Linked DNA regions of Homo sapiens: regions 1 and 2 are each linked to region 3. Evidence: chromatin loops called from intact Hi-C (ENCODE). Cell type or tissue: natural killer cell. All regions are shown on one strand.

What was found. A loop is a pair of places that touch in the nucleus more often than their neighbours do. Peaks named below come from ENCODE experiments on the same cell type or tissue, not always from the same donor. Only the 100,000 strongest peaks of a DNase experiment are listed, where the experiment ranks them.
Region 1: a loop joins it to region 3, with 16 times the contacts of the local background. A loop is called at or near these places in 11 of 110 quality-filtered maps.
Region 2: it touches region 3 in a loop (14-fold over the local background); 5 of 110 quality-filtered maps call a loop at or near these places.

What each region holds. Positions count from the first base shown.
Region 1 is chrX:1,579,417-1,584,416 of GRCh38, reverse strand. No RefSeq gene overlaps it. Among named protein-coding and RNA genes, the nearest start is that of AKAP17A, 9.7 kb to the left of the region's middle. In natural killer cell, CTCF peaks have their summits at 2,848 and 3,055 (motif pointing right); DNase peaks (open chromatin) are centred at 1,156 and 3,086.
Region 2 is chrX:2,591,027-2,596,026 of GRCh38, reverse strand. The region is part of intron 1 of LINC03112 (long intergenic non-protein coding RNA 3112); the gene reads left to right. Among named protein-coding and RNA genes, the nearest start is that of LINC03112, 16 kb to the left of the region's middle. In natural killer cell, a CTCF peak has its summit at 2,549 (motif pointing right); a DNase peak (open chromatin) is centred at 2,536.
Region 3 is chrX:1,247,562-1,252,561 of GRCh38, reverse strand. No RefSeq gene overlaps it. Among named protein-coding and RNA genes, the nearest start is that of CSF2RA, 19 kb to the left of the region's middle. RefSeq lists enhancers at 3,522-4,031, 3,533-4,049. In natural killer cell, no CTCF peak of the experiment used is centred here; DNase peaks (open chromatin) are centred at 2,851 and 4,041; H3K27ac peaks cover 854 bases.

The DNA.
Region 1 (5,000 bases), 330 kb before region 3:
CCCAGGAGTTCAAGACCAGCCTGGGCAACCTAGCAAGACCCCATCTCTGCAAACATAATTAGTCGAGTATGCTGGTGCATGCCTGTAATCCCAGCTATTTGGGAGGCTGATTTAGAAGGATTGCTTGAGCCCAGGAATTCAGGATCAGCCTCTGCAGCACAGCAAGACTCCATCTCTACAAAAAAAAAAAATAATAATAATAATACAAAAAGTTAGCCAGGTGTGGTTGCATGTGCTTGTAGTCTCAGCTACTTAGGAGGCTGAGGTGGGAGGACTACTTCAGCCCGGTAGGTCAAGGCTGCAATGAGTTATGATCGCAACACTGCCCTCCAACCCGGGCAAAGGAGCGAGACCTTTTTTCAAAATAATAATGACAATAATCATAATAAGCACAATAATAATCATGCATTTTCTTCCACAGACTTATACAGGGGACGCTGGTACACTTCAAAAGAAAATTCCAGCTGGGCACAGTGGCTCACGCCTGTAATCCCAGCACTTTGGGAGGCCGAGGTGGGTAGATCACGAGGTCAGGAGATCAAGACCATCCTAGCGAACACTGTGAAATCCCATCTCTAATAAAATACAAAAAACTTAGCTGGGCGTGGTGGCACGTGGCTGTAGTCCCAGCTGCTCAGGAGGCTGAGGCAGAGGAATCGTCTGAACCCGGGAGGTGGAGGTTGCAGTGAGCCAAAATCACACCACTGCACTCCAGCCTGGCGACAGAGCAAGACTCCATCTCACAAAAAAAAAAAAGAGAGAAAGAAAAGGAAAGAGAAAGAAAGAAAGAAAGGAAAGAAAGAAAGAAGGAAGGAAGGAAGGAAGAAAGAAAGAAAGAAAGAAAGAAAGAAAGAAAGAAAGAAAGAAAGAAAGAAAGAAAGAAAAGAAAAGAAAAGAAAAGAAATATAGGAAGAAAATTCCAGTCCTCATCTTGCTAAATGTTGGAAGAAAGATGGAGATTTAAGGAATACTGTCCAGAAGTCCCAGAGGAGATTTTAAGGCGTGAGGACACTGACCCATTTGCCCAAAGAAACAGCAAACCACGCTGAAAATGCAGAGTCCGTGTTTGAACCAGAGGAGGGCACTCAGTAAACAAACATTCCACTCCGGGAAACGGGGTAATTCTCTCCACCATCGCGTGAGAGGCCGTGCGGGCCAGAGGAAGTGACAGATAAAAACAGATTTCTAACTCAGCACAACACAACCACAGGCTCTACCTGGACGCTATGAGCTCATGTATGACTCAGACACTCATCTAGACCCACGGCCATTCCATCCTTCTGCAGCACGGACGGTTCCTACAATCTCTCCTGTGAAAAATACATCCGCCCCCCGCTTAATATCCCTTCTCTGTCCTCCTCGGCAGACCACACCCTAGCCCAAGTCATTTTTTTTTTTTAATATCAGCGTTTTGTATTCTTCTGCAAAGTGCTTATCATCAGCTGAAGCCATTTGTGCTTTGCTTTTCTGCAGTGAAGATTTCAGCATGCCGTTGGCCAGGTGCAGTGTCTCATGCCTGTGATCCCAGCACTTTGGGAGGCCGAGGGGGGAGGATTACTTGAGGCCGGAAGTTCAAGGCCAGCCTGCGCAACATGGCGAGACCCTCCCGTCTGTAAAAAGAAGAAAAAGAAAAAAATGAGCTGGGCGTGGTGGCACACACCTGTAGTCTCAGCCACTCGGGAGGGGCTGAGGCACAAGGATCGCTTGAGCCCAGGAGTTCCAGCCCGCAGTGAACTACGATTTTGCCACTGCACTCCAGCGTGGGCAACAGAGCTGGACTCTGTCTCAAAAAAAAAAAAAAAAAAAAAGAATTGTAATGATTTCCAAACAGACGTCTACCTCTTTTCTTGGAAGGATTGCTGGAGCCCGGGAATTCAGGACCGGCCTGGGCAATATAGCAAGACTCCATCCCTACAAAATAAATAAATAAATAAATAAATAAATAAATAAATAAATGAAATATAAAAAGTTAGCCAGGTGTGGTCATCTTAAGCGGGCTTTGGCCCCTGGAGGGTCTAACAATGTAATTTATCAGTCAAGAAAAGAGATGCATAAAACATAGACTCTACCTCAAAATCTGTCAATCAATCAATTACATTAAATAATATCAGCCAAGAAAAAATATATGAGAGTAAGACCCTGCCTCAAAATCAATCAATTAATTAATAACAGCCAAGAAAAGAGATGCCTAAGGCAGAGCGAGACTGTGCCTCAAAATCAATCAATTAAAGTAAATAATATCAGCCAAGAAAAGAGATGTGAAAACAGAGACCCTACCTCAAAATCAATCAATTAATTAAAGTAAATAATATCAGCCAAGAAAAAATATGTAAGAGAGACGCTGCCTCAAAATCAATCAATTAATTAATAACAGCCAAGAAAAGAGATGCCTAAGACAGAGCGAGGCTGTGCCTCAAAATCAATCAATTAATTAAAGTAAATAATATCAGCCACGAAAAAATATGTAAGAGAGACTATGCCTCAAAATCAATCAATCAATTAATTAATATCAGCCAAGAAAAGAGATGCCTAAGACAGAGCGAGACTGTGCCTCAAAATCAATCAATTAATTAAAGTAAATAATATCAGCCAAGAAAAGAGATGTGAAAACAGAGACCCTACCTCAAAATCAATCAATTAATTAAAGTAAATAATATCAGCCAAGAAAAAATATGTAAGAGAGACCCTGCCTCAAAATCAATCAATCAATTAATTAATAACAGCCAAGAAAAGAGATGCCTAAGACAGAGCGAGACTGTGCCTCAAAATCAATCAATTAATTAAAGTAAATAATATCAGCCAAGAAAAAATATGTAAGAGAGACTATGCCTCAAAATCAATGAATTAATTAATATCAGCCAAGAAAAGAGATGCCTAAGACAGAGCGAGACTGTGCCTCAAAATCAATTAATTAAAGTAAATAATATCAGCCAAGAAAAGAGATGTGAAAACAGAGACCCTACCTCAAAATCAATCAATCAATTCATTAAATAATAAGAGGCAAGAAAAGAGATGTCTAAGAGGTGGGCATATTGGGACATGCAGTATCAGTTTCAACCTCCAGGAGGGGCTGGAGAGTAAAGCTCAGTGGCAGAGACAGAAGGTGGTGGTGGCCCCGGTAAAAACTCCAGACACTGAGGTTCTGATCAGCTTCCCTGGTGGGCTGACTTGACGTCTGTCATCACACATTGATGCTAAGAGGAGGGAACAGCACCCGTGAGTCCTTGGGGAGAGGACAATGGAAGCTGTGGGTCTCAGCTCCTCCTTGACTCTCTCTTGTACATCTCTTTGCTTGGCTGATGTTACTTAATTAAATTAATTCATTGATTGATTTTCAGGCAGGGTCTCACTCTGTCTTAGGCATGTCTTTTCTTCGCTGATATTATTTAACTTAATAATTGATTGATTGATTGATTTTGAGGTAGGGTCTCTGTTTTATGCATCTCTTTCCTTGACTGATATTATTTGTTTAATTGATTAATTGTTTGGTTTCGAGCAGGGTCTCACTCTCTTATACATCTCTTTTCTTGCCTGATATTATTTAATTTAATTAATTGATTGATTGATTTTGAGGTAGGGTCTCTGTTTTACGCATCTCTTTTCTTGGCTGATATTACTTACTTTAATTGATTGATTTTGAGGCACAGTCTCCCTCTGTCTTAGGCATCTCTTTTCTTGGCTGATATTATTTAATTTAATTAATTGATTGATTTTGAGGTAGGGTCTGTTTTATGCATCTCTTTCCTTGACTGATATTATTTATTTAAGTGATTAATCGGTTGGTTTCGAACAGGGTTTCACTCTCTTATACATCTCTTTTCTTGCCTGATATTTAATTTAATTAATTGATTGATTGATTTTGAGGTAGGGTCTCTGTTTTACGCATCTCTTTTCTTGGCTGATATTTTTACTTGAATTGATTGATTTTGAGGCACACTCTCGCTCTGTCTTAGGCATCTCTTTTCTTGGCTGATATTATTTAATTTAATTAATTGATTGATTGATTTTGAGGTAGGGTCTCTGTTTTATGAATCTCTTTCCTTGACTGATATTATTTGTTTAATTGATTAATCGGTTGGTTTCGAGCAGGGTTTTGCTCTCTTATACATCTCTTTTCTTGCCTGATATTTAATTTAATTTAATTAATTGATTGATTGATTTTGAGGTAGGGTCTCTGTTTTCACATCTCTTTTCTTGGCTGATATTATTTACTTTAATTGATTGATTTTGAGGCACAGTCTCGCTCTGTCTTAGGCATCTCTTTTCTTGGCTGATATTAATTAATTGATTGATTTTGAGGCAGGGTCTCTCTTACATATTTTTTCTTGGCTGATATTAGTTAATTAATTGATTGATTGATTTTGAGGTAGGGTCTCTGTTTTACACATCTCTTTTCTTGGCTGATATTATTTACTTTAATTAATTGATTGATTTTGAGGCACAGTCTCGCTCTGTCTTAGGCATCTCTTTTCTTGGCTGTTATTAATTAATTGATTGATTGATTTTGAGGCAGGGTCTCACTCTCATATATTTTTTCTTGGCTGATATTATTTACTTTAATTGATTGATAGATTTTGAGGTAGAGTCTGTTTTATGCATCTCTTTTCTTGGCTGATATTATTTAATTAATTAATTAATTAATTGATTTTGAGTAGGGTCTCACTCTCTTATCCACCTCTTTTCTTGACTGATATTATTTAATTCAATTAATTGCTTGATTGTGAGGTAAGGTCTCACTCTGTCTTAGGCATCCTTTTTCTTGGCTGATATTGATTGATTGATTTTGAGCAAGGTCTCACTCTGTCTTAGGCATCATTTTTCTTGGCTGACATTATTTAATATAATTAATTAATTGATTTTCAGGCGGGGTCTCACTCATACTTCACTTTCCTTAGCTAATATTATTTAATTTAATTAATTAATTGACTTTAAGGTAGGGTCTCTGTTTTATGCATCTCTTTTCTTCCTGATATTAATTAATTGATTGATTGATTTTTGAG
Region 2 (5,000 bases), 1.3 Mb before region 3:
TTGTTTTTGTTTGTTTGTTTGAGACAGAGTCTCACTCTCTGTCACCCAGGCTGGAGTGCAGTGACATGATTTTGGCTCACTGCACACTACAACCTCCATCTCCCAGGCTAAACCAATTCTCGTGCCCCAGCCTCCCGAGTAGCTGGGAGTACAGGTGTGCACCACCGCACCTGGCTAATTTTTGCATTTTCCTTTTAGTAGAGATGGGGTTTCACCGTGTTGACCAGGCTGGTCTCAAACTCCAGGCCTCCAGGAATCCACCTGCCTTGGCCACCCAATGTGTTGGGATTACGGGAAGGAGCCACTGCACCTGGCCAGTGTATGTTTGTAAGGCTCACCCACACTGTAGCATGTGTCAGCACTTGAAACCTTTTTCTGCCTGAATCACATTCCACTGTATGGATATGCCATATTTTGTTAAATCCGTTCATTGGCTGAGGGACGTTTGGGTCACCTTCACTTTTTGGCTATTTTGAGTAGTGCAGCTATCAACATTACGTGTATAAATGTACAAGCTATTTGGTGGACACGTGTTCTCGTTTTTCTCTTGAGTATGTGCCCAGAAGCAGAATTGCTGGCTCATAGGGTGATGTGGTTTGGCTGTGTCCCCACCCAAATCTCATCTTGAATTCCCATGTGTTGTGGGAGGTAATTGAATCATGGGGACAGGTCTTTCCCATGCTGTACTCATGGTAGTGAATAAGTCTCATGAGATCTGATGATTTTATAAAAGGGAGTTTTCCTGCACAAGCTCTCTCTTTGCCTGCTACCATCCATGTAAGACGTGACTTGCTTCTCCTTGCCTTCTGCCATGATTGTGAGGCCTCCCCAGCCACATGGAACTATAAGTTCATTAAACCTCTCTTTCTTCTGTTAGTTGCCCAATTTTGGGTATGTCTTTATCAGCAGTGTGAAAACAAACTACTACATATGGTATGTCTTCGGTTAACCTTTTGAGGAAACATCAGACTCTTCCATCTCTGTATCTTTCCAATTTCAATCTAAACGGACTCAAATCTGACTCTTAGACTCCACTCCCCTGGGAAATGTGATGTCGGCTATTATTGCGGTTCCCTCTCCTCCCTAGAGTCTCCTAAGAATTTGGGTCATGCTCCATTTTCAGACAATTTGAAAATTGGTCTGTTATGGTCTCTGCTCTGAAAAGCTTCATTCTCATCCCACCTCCTGCCCCGGCTTCCAGCAGCCTCCCTTAAAATTCTGGGGATGCAGACATCTGTGCTGAGGCTGAGAAGCCAGGAGCCTGGAGACCAGCGTCCCTGGGCAGGTGCAGTGGAACCAGCTGGCCATGTGCCAAAATTCCTGTGACCCTTCCCTGGTACTGTGCTGTCTTTGCTGAGAGCTGGCCGCCTGCTCAGGGGTCCCTAAGTCTTACACTGGACAACTGGATGAGTGAGAAATAATTATTTAATTGTTAAGCCACAGAAATTCCAGGGCTCATGTGTTACAGCCAGTCATTTCTCATGAACTAATACAGTAGATGGCTTGGATCAACCCCCTCTGATGGGATGCTGCTTCTCTTCTCGGTTGGTGGAAAAAGAATTTCCATCAGTCTCTCTCTCCTTGTCTCTCTCTCTCTCTCTTTATTCCTTTTCCTTTCTGTCTCCATCTCCCTCTCCCTGACTCTTCTGGCCCCTCCCTACCATTGTCAGATAAAATATCAGGTTGCACACGGTAACGCACGTCTGTAATCCTAGCACTTTGGGAGACTAAGGCAGGAGGATTTCTTGAGTTCAAGAGTTCAAGACCACCCTGGACAACATAGTGATACCTCGTCTCTACAAAACAAACAAACAAACATATTAGCTGAGCATGGTGGCACACGCCTGTGATTTTAGCTGGTCTGGAGGCTGAGGTGGGAGGATTGCTTGCCCCCAGGATGTCAAGGCTGCAGTGAGCTGTGATGGCACCACTTCTTTCTAGCCTGGGTGACAGAACAAGACCCCCATTTCAAAAAAAAAAAGACACAACATCATCAAAAATTGTACTTAAATATAAAAGTTTGAATACTGAAAAGTCTCCCACAGCAAGCAGGCTTTAAAACTCCAAAATCTATCTGTACACAGCACTTTTTTTTTTTTCACTCTTCTCAGATCTAAGAACGATGACAGGTGGCCATGGTGCCTCGTGTCCCCTTGCAGGGGTGCAGGGGTACACACACCTTTTTTTTTTTTTTTTTTAATTTGAGATGGAATCTCGCTCTGTCGCCCAGGCTGGAGTGTAGTGGTGAGATCTCGGCTCACTGCAAACTCCGCCTTCCGGGTTCACGCCATTCTCCTGCTTCAGCCTCCCGAGTAGCTGGGACTACAGGCGCCCGACCATCACGCCAGGCTAATTTTTTGTACTTTTAATAGAGACGGGGGTTTCACCATGTTGGCCAGGCTGGTCTCGAACTCCTGACCTCGTGATCCTCCCGCCTCGGCCTCCCAAAGTGCTGGGATGACAGGCGTGAGCCACCGTACCCAGCCTCGGTGAAAACCTCAGAGGCAGGCAGCATATTCCCTGCCGAGCCGGTAGGTGGCGCAGTCAGATAAGCATTAACTAAATCACAGCTCCCTCTCCCCATCAGAATCTTTATCTAGAGGGTAACCCCAAACCTGAGAATTTGGTCAGGTCCGCACACACACAGGCATCATCATTCTTCAGCGCCATCATGAAGGGCTCTTCTCCCCCTGTTAAAGGAAACTATCACATAGTCTTCCGAAACAGCCAGTCAAAAACTTTGTGATGCAGGAAAGAACAAAAAAAAATTAAAGGACGATTACAGAATAAATATTTACATTTCTGCCTGTAACACGGACTCTGAAGCATTGGAATAATGAGGACTTGCACACCGCAAATGGGCATCAAAATCGGGCTTTATACTTGAAAAATGAAGTTTTGTGTCAAAGAAAAGGGACATTTCAAACACCACATTTATGTTTGACCCACATATACATGTGATTTTAGCTGGTCTGATATTATATTATATTATATATATATATATTTGTTTGTTTGTTTGTTTTGAGACAGAGACTCACTCTGTCGCCCAGGCTGGAGTGTTGTGGAGCAATCTCGGCTCACTGCAGTCTCCGCCTCCTGGGTTCAAGTGATTCTCCCGCCTCAGCCTCCCGAGTAGTTAGGACTACAGGCGCCTGCTTCCGTGCCCTGCTAATTTTTGCATTTTTAGTAGAGACGGGGTTTCACCATGTTGGCCAGGCCGGTCATGAACTCCTTGACTTCAGGTGATCCACCTGCCTCGGCCTCCCAAAGTGCTGGGATTACAGGCGTGAGCCACTGCACCTGGCCAGTACCTTTATACCCTTCTGGAAAGAGAACATGTTCCTTCCCCTGTTGACACTGAATTATGTCAACAGTTCTCCCCCAAGTAATGCATGGGTTTAAATCACACAGGTGATTTCAACTTGCTGCCCCCACTATTTCATTTGACAAAGGACACAGTCCTGCCTACCTGAGAGGCAGTGGCTCTACGTAAAAAGTTTTAACACACAGGAAACACCATTAAAGGGTTAGTGACTAACCCATATTTCCTGTTTTTTTGGTTTGTTTGTTTGTTTTCCCCACACATCCCCACTGGCCTGAATGAGACCTCAAGGTGTCTCATTCTTACTTTATCTTACAATCACTCTGATGGTCAAGAAGCTTGAGCACATGGGAATTCTTAAATCAAGGCACATGATTGTTACAAAGAATAGACGCTGAGGTGGGCGGATCACCTGAGGTCAGGAGTTCAAGACCAGCCTGGCCAGTATGGTGAAACCCCGTCTCTACTAAAAATACAAAAATTAGATGGGTGTGGTGGCACGTGCCTGTAATCCCAGCTACTCAGGAGGCTGAGGCGGGAGAATCGCTTGAACCTGGGAGGCAGAGGTTGCAGTGAGCGGAGATCATGCCACTGCACTCCAGCCTGGGTGACAGAGTAAGACTCCATCTCAAAACAAAAACAACAAAAACAAACCAAAAAAACAAGTTAATTAGAATGCATGGCCAACGTTGTGTTCCCCAGCTCTGTTGGTTTTCACATTTTTTTCCACAAACGAAATAAAAATGAAAGCAAAGCTTAAAGCTAAAAAGCATACCCATTTAGACAATCTGTAAATATATACTTTGTTGAAATAACACTGTGAGAGTTTGTGCACATTTCTTTGGTTGTTTTCGTCATCTGAATCCATGGCTGACTGGCTCCCACTCTGCTATTTTAAAAATAAAATGTCCTTTCTTCTATCGTTTCTGTGGTTTTGTCGCCAACCCATATTTGCTGGAATAAGGTAGTAAAAAACATACACTAAAGTCTGAAGTCCCCATCAGCTCTGCTAACTTATTACTAGTTTTCACACACACTGAGTTTAATGAATCTATGTTTTGGAACAAAGCAGTTACCTTAGGAACTTGAGAGATGTTTCCGGCCAGGCGCGGTGGCTCACGCCTATAATCCCAGCACTTTGGGAGGCCGAGGAGGGTGGATCACAAGGTCAGGAGACCGAGACCATCTTGGCCAACATGGTGAAAGCTCATCTCTACTAAAAATACGAAAATTAGCTGAGCGTGGTGGCACACACTTGTAATCCCAGCTACTTGGGAGGCTGAGGCAGGGGAATTGCTTGAACCCAGGAGGCGGAGGTTGCAGTGAGCCTAGATTGTGCCACTGCGCTCCAGCCTGGCGACAGAGTGAGACTCTGGCTCACGAAAAAAAAAAAAAACCTAGAGAGATGTTTCCTTGTAAAACCACCCCATTCTAAAAAGCAGGTGGGTTACATCTGCTTCCCTGTAAAGAGAACTCTTTCTAGTGTTAGCTGCTCTGTTCATAGATAAAAAATGCTGGACACCTAAAATGTTAGTTTAAATTTATTAATAGCATCTACATAAAATCTTAGCTATTTCACACAACACTACCCACTATCATATTTGAAATAATCTGAGCAAATAGTAAAAAGACATATCCCAAAGACAACAACACTGGCAGACTAAAGAAAAGCAGAAAC
Region 3 (5,000 bases):
AGAGTGAAATTCTATCTCAAAAAATAAATAAAATAAAATAAAAATAATAAATTCACAAGTCGTGATTTTCCTGGAAAATGTTGATGCTGTTGGGAAGGAGAGAAGTCTGAGGACTCAGATAAGCCTGTTCTGCCTCTGAAGCAGCTCGGCGTTGTAATAAGTAAAGGCACCAGTGGGAAAAGTCTCAGGGTGTTGTCTGCTGAAGCAGACTCAATGAGTTTTCCTGTGTGGGGTGGTGGGAAGGTTGGCAGGTAGACCACAAGGCAAATTAAGATAAGCTGGTGACTCCGGCCTTTGGAACAAAGAAATGGAAAACTACAGCCCCAGGCCGGGAGTGGTGGCTCAAGCCTGTAATCCCAGCACTTTGTTTATCATTATTATTTTGAGAGGGAGTCTTCCTCTGTCACCAGGCCTGAGTGCAGGTGGCGCGACCTCTGCTCACTGCAATCTCTGCCTCCCGGGTTCACGCCATTCTCTTGCCTCAGCCTCCTGAGTAGCTGGGATTACTGGCGTGCATCACCATGCCTGGCCAATTTTTGTATTTTTAGTAGAGACGGGGTTTCACCATGTTGGCCAGGATGGTCTCGAACTCCTGACCTCGTGATCCACCCGCCTCGGCCTCCCAAAATGCTGGGACTACAGGCGTGATCCACCACACCCGGCATCTATCTATGTGTCTGTCTATCTATCTATCTATCTATCTATCTATCTATCTATCTATCATCTATCACTTATCTATCCTATCAATTATCTACCCTATCATCTATCAATTATCTATCATCTGTCTACCTATCACCTACCATCTATCATATCTATAATGATTACTTATTATATCAATTAATCTTCTATTACATCTATTATTTGTCTATGCTCTCTTTGTATCTACTCTCTCTATATATCTATATGGATAGATATCTATGTATATCTATATGGATATATCTATGTGGATATATCTGTGGATATATCTATATGGATATATCTATGTGGATATACCCATATGGGTATATCTATGTGGATATACCCATATGGGTATATCTATGTGGATATACCCATATGGGTATATCTATGTGGATATACCCATATGGGTATATCTATGTGGATATACCCATATGGGTATATCTATGTGGATATACCCATATGGGTATATCTATGTGGATATATCCATATGGGTATATCTATGTGGACATATCTATATGGATATATCTATATGGATAGATATCATAATCATTTATTATATCTATCATCTCAGTTTTATCTATCTATATGTCTATCTATCATCTATCTACCTATCACCTATCATATCTATAATGATCACTCATTATATCAATCGATCTTCTATTCCATTTATTATCTATGTCCCTCTATCTTTGTATCTACTCTCTCTAGATATCTATCTAGATATCTGTCTATATAGATATCTACCTAGATATCACCTATCATAATCATTTATTATATCTATCATCTAAGTTTTATCTATCTATATGTTTATCATCTATCACCTACTATCTATCGTATCTATAATGATCACTTATATCAATTAATCTTCTATTCCATCTATTATCTATGTCTCTCTTTGTATCTACTCTCTCTATATCTATATAGATATCTATCTATATAGATATGTATCACCTATCATAATCATTTATTGTATCTATCATCTAAGTTTTATCTATCTATATGTCTACCATCTGTCTATCACCTACCATCTATCATATTGATAATGATCACTTATTATATCAATCGATCTTCTATTCCATCTATTATTTATGTGTCTTTCTATTTACTCCCTCTATATATCTATATAGATATCTATGTATCTATCACCTATCATAATCATTTGTTATATCTATCATCTAAGTTTTATCTATCTATTGATCTATCTATCATCTGTCTACCTATCACCTATCATCTATCATATCTGTAATGATCACTCATTATATCGGTCCATCTTCTCTTCCATCTATTATCTGTCTATCTGTCTATCTATCTTTCTATCTACTCCATCTATCTATCTATCTATCTATCTATCTATCTATCTATCTATCTATCTAGCTATCTATCTAGCTATCATCTATCTATGTATCATCTATCTATAACAGTGGTTCACAGGCCAGGGAGAATTCTACCCCCAGGGGAAACTTGGCAATGTCTAGAGACAATCACAAGAGAATGACAATCTGTGGACACCCTTGGTGTCAGTCCTGGGAAGTTTGCTCCTGGCCCCCGGTGTGTGGATCCCAGGACGGCTGCTCAACACCCACCAGTGCCCAGGACAGCCCCACCACAGAGAATCCTCCCGCTCCCAATGTCAGCAGTGCCGAGGTTGAGAATGCCCCATCCTGCATGTTGGGGACAATATCAGTTTGCTTTTCCCTTTTCTTTTTTTTCTTGAGATGGAGTCTCGCTCTGTCATCCAAGCTGGAGGGCAGTGGTGCGATCTCGGCTCACTGCAACTTCCGCCTCCCGGGTTCAAGCGATTCTCCTGCCTCAGCCTCCTCAGTAGCTGGGATTACAGGCACCCACCGCCATGCCCGGCTAATTTTTGTATTTTTAGTAGAGAAGGGGTTTCACTGTGTTGGCCAGGCTGGTCTCGAACTCATGACCTCGTGATCAGCCCACCTCAGCCTTAAAGTGCTGGGATGACAGGAGTGAGCCACCGTGCCAGCCTCAGTTTGTTTTTCTGCTGATACTGGCTCACTTTCCCTGTGGCCACACATTCTTCTGTCCACAGACCATCCCTCCAGCCACAGAAGGGAGGAGGGTGTGACCCCAACCCCTTATCTAGCAACAGAAGGAGCTGTGGTAGGGCAGCTCCTCAGAAGCCGGAAATCTGCAAGCTCTCGGGGGAGGGTGGAGCCCAGCGCGTTGTAACATCTCTTTTTCCCCGAAGAGGAAGCACAGACTATCAGGCCTGTTTCCAAATCTCAACTTCCTGACCCGGCTTACCTTCAGGCTTTAACAAGCTCCCAGCCTCCTCCTAGCTGGCTCTGGCTAAAGCTGGAGTCCAGGAACCTCAAATAGCCTAGAGGCTCTCTCCAGGGCTTGAGTAGCACCAGGAAGGGCCACGTGGTCTGCGCTGGACAGAGACCTTCCTGGGGTGCAACGTGACACTTCCTGCCCCAGAGGCAGCTCCAGCAGAAACAGCTGCAGGCATCCCCAGCAATCCTCATCCCAAGCTCCTTCCACAGCTCACAGCGTCCGTGATGCGGGATCAACACAACCTGCTGGCTATATTTGAGGCTTGCCAGATAGCCTGGCTCCTGCATTCTTGCCTCGGGATTCCCGTTGTGATCTGCTTTTTCCAGTCCTTTCTGGGACCCCTTTCATTGCTGACAGCCGCTGGGGGCTGAACCGGCCAGGGCTGAATCTGCAGACGTGTCCAAGGCGCGTCCCAGAGCAAGGGCTTGGTGGGGGGGGGGGTCAGGGACCCGGGGCCTGTCGTTTAATGAGCTCTCACGGACACTTTAAGCCCATTTATGCCGGAGGTTGCAAGTTTTTTTGGTGTAAAAAACCAGATCTTGGCGATGACCTTCAGCCTTCAGACAAGCTTAGCGTTCCAATAATGGAACGCTAGGCATACACGGGTTCCTCATGAGCTCTCCCCCCAGGAAAACCCGAAGGCTCAGGGGCGGCCTTTCTGCAGCTGAGGACACGCAGAGGCAGAAGACGGGAGACGCGCCTCGATCGCGGCCCCAAAGTATATACGTTGAGTTCCAAACGCCTCTGGTCTCCGGGAATGACGCCTCGTTTGGAATTAAGGCCCTTGCAGATGTAATTAGTTAAAAGAAAGGCGCCGGGGCCCAGCCGTTAATTCAGTACCGCCCGCGTGGAAATCCGAGCCTGGCTGCGCCTTTGGAATTCCAGGGGTGGGGGAGGGATTCCAGGGGTGGGGGAGGGATTCCTTTAACCCTTTCTTCTCCGGATCGCTAGTAACGAATCAAGCACCCAGGACAGTGAACCCTGCCAGAAACAAGAAGCAGAAAAGTGACAGCTGTGACTAACCCTGGAATCCCTCCCCTCCACCTCCACAAGAAAAGTCCGGGGTTTTCCGGCACCCCTCAACTCAAGGGGTGGGTAGTACAGGCTGTCTCCTCTCCTCTCCTCTCGTCTCCTCTCCTCTCCCCTCCTCTCGTCTAGTCTCCCCTCCCCTCCCCTCCCCTCCCCCCTCAACTCTACGAGTGGGTAATACAGGCTGTCCTCTTCTCTTTTCTTTTCTTCTCCCCCCTCCATTCCCCTCCCCTCCCCTCTCCTCCTCTCCCCTCCATTCCCCTCCCCTCCCTTTCCCCCTCAAGTCAACGGGTGGGTAGTACAGGCTCTTGTCCTCTCTTCTCCTCTCTTCTCTTCTCCCCTCCCCTCCCCTCCCCTCCCCTCCCCTATCCTCCCCTCCCCTATCCTCCCCTCCCCTATCCTCCCCTCCCCTCCCCTATCCTCCCCTCCCCTATCTTCCCCTCCCCTATCCTCCCCTCCCCTATCCTCCCCTCCCCTCCCCTCCTCTCCCCTCCTCTCCCCTCCCCTCTCCTCTCTTCTCTTCTCTTCACCCCTCAACTCAACGGGTGGGTAGTACAGGCTGTCTCTTCTCTTCTCTCTCTTTCTTTTTCTTTCTTTCTCTTTCTTTCTTTTCCTTCTTTCTTTCTCTCTCTCTCTCCCTCCCTCCCTCTCTCTCTCTCTCTCTCTCTCTCCTTCCTTCCTTCCTTCCTCCGTCCCTCCCTCCCTTCTTTCTTTCTTGAGATTCTTTTCTTTTCTTTTTTGAGATAGAGTTTTGCTCCTGTTGCCCAGGCTGGAGTACAATGGCGCGATCTCGGCTCACGGCAACCTCCGTCTCCCAGGTTCAAGCGATTCTCCTGCCTCAGCCTCCCGAGTAGCTGGGATTACAGGTGTGCACCACCACGCCCAGCTAATTTTTTGTATTTTTAGTAGAGACGGGGTTTCTCCATGTTGGCCAGGCTGGTCTCGAACTCCTGATCTCTGGTGATCCACCCACCTCAGCCTCCCAAAGTGCT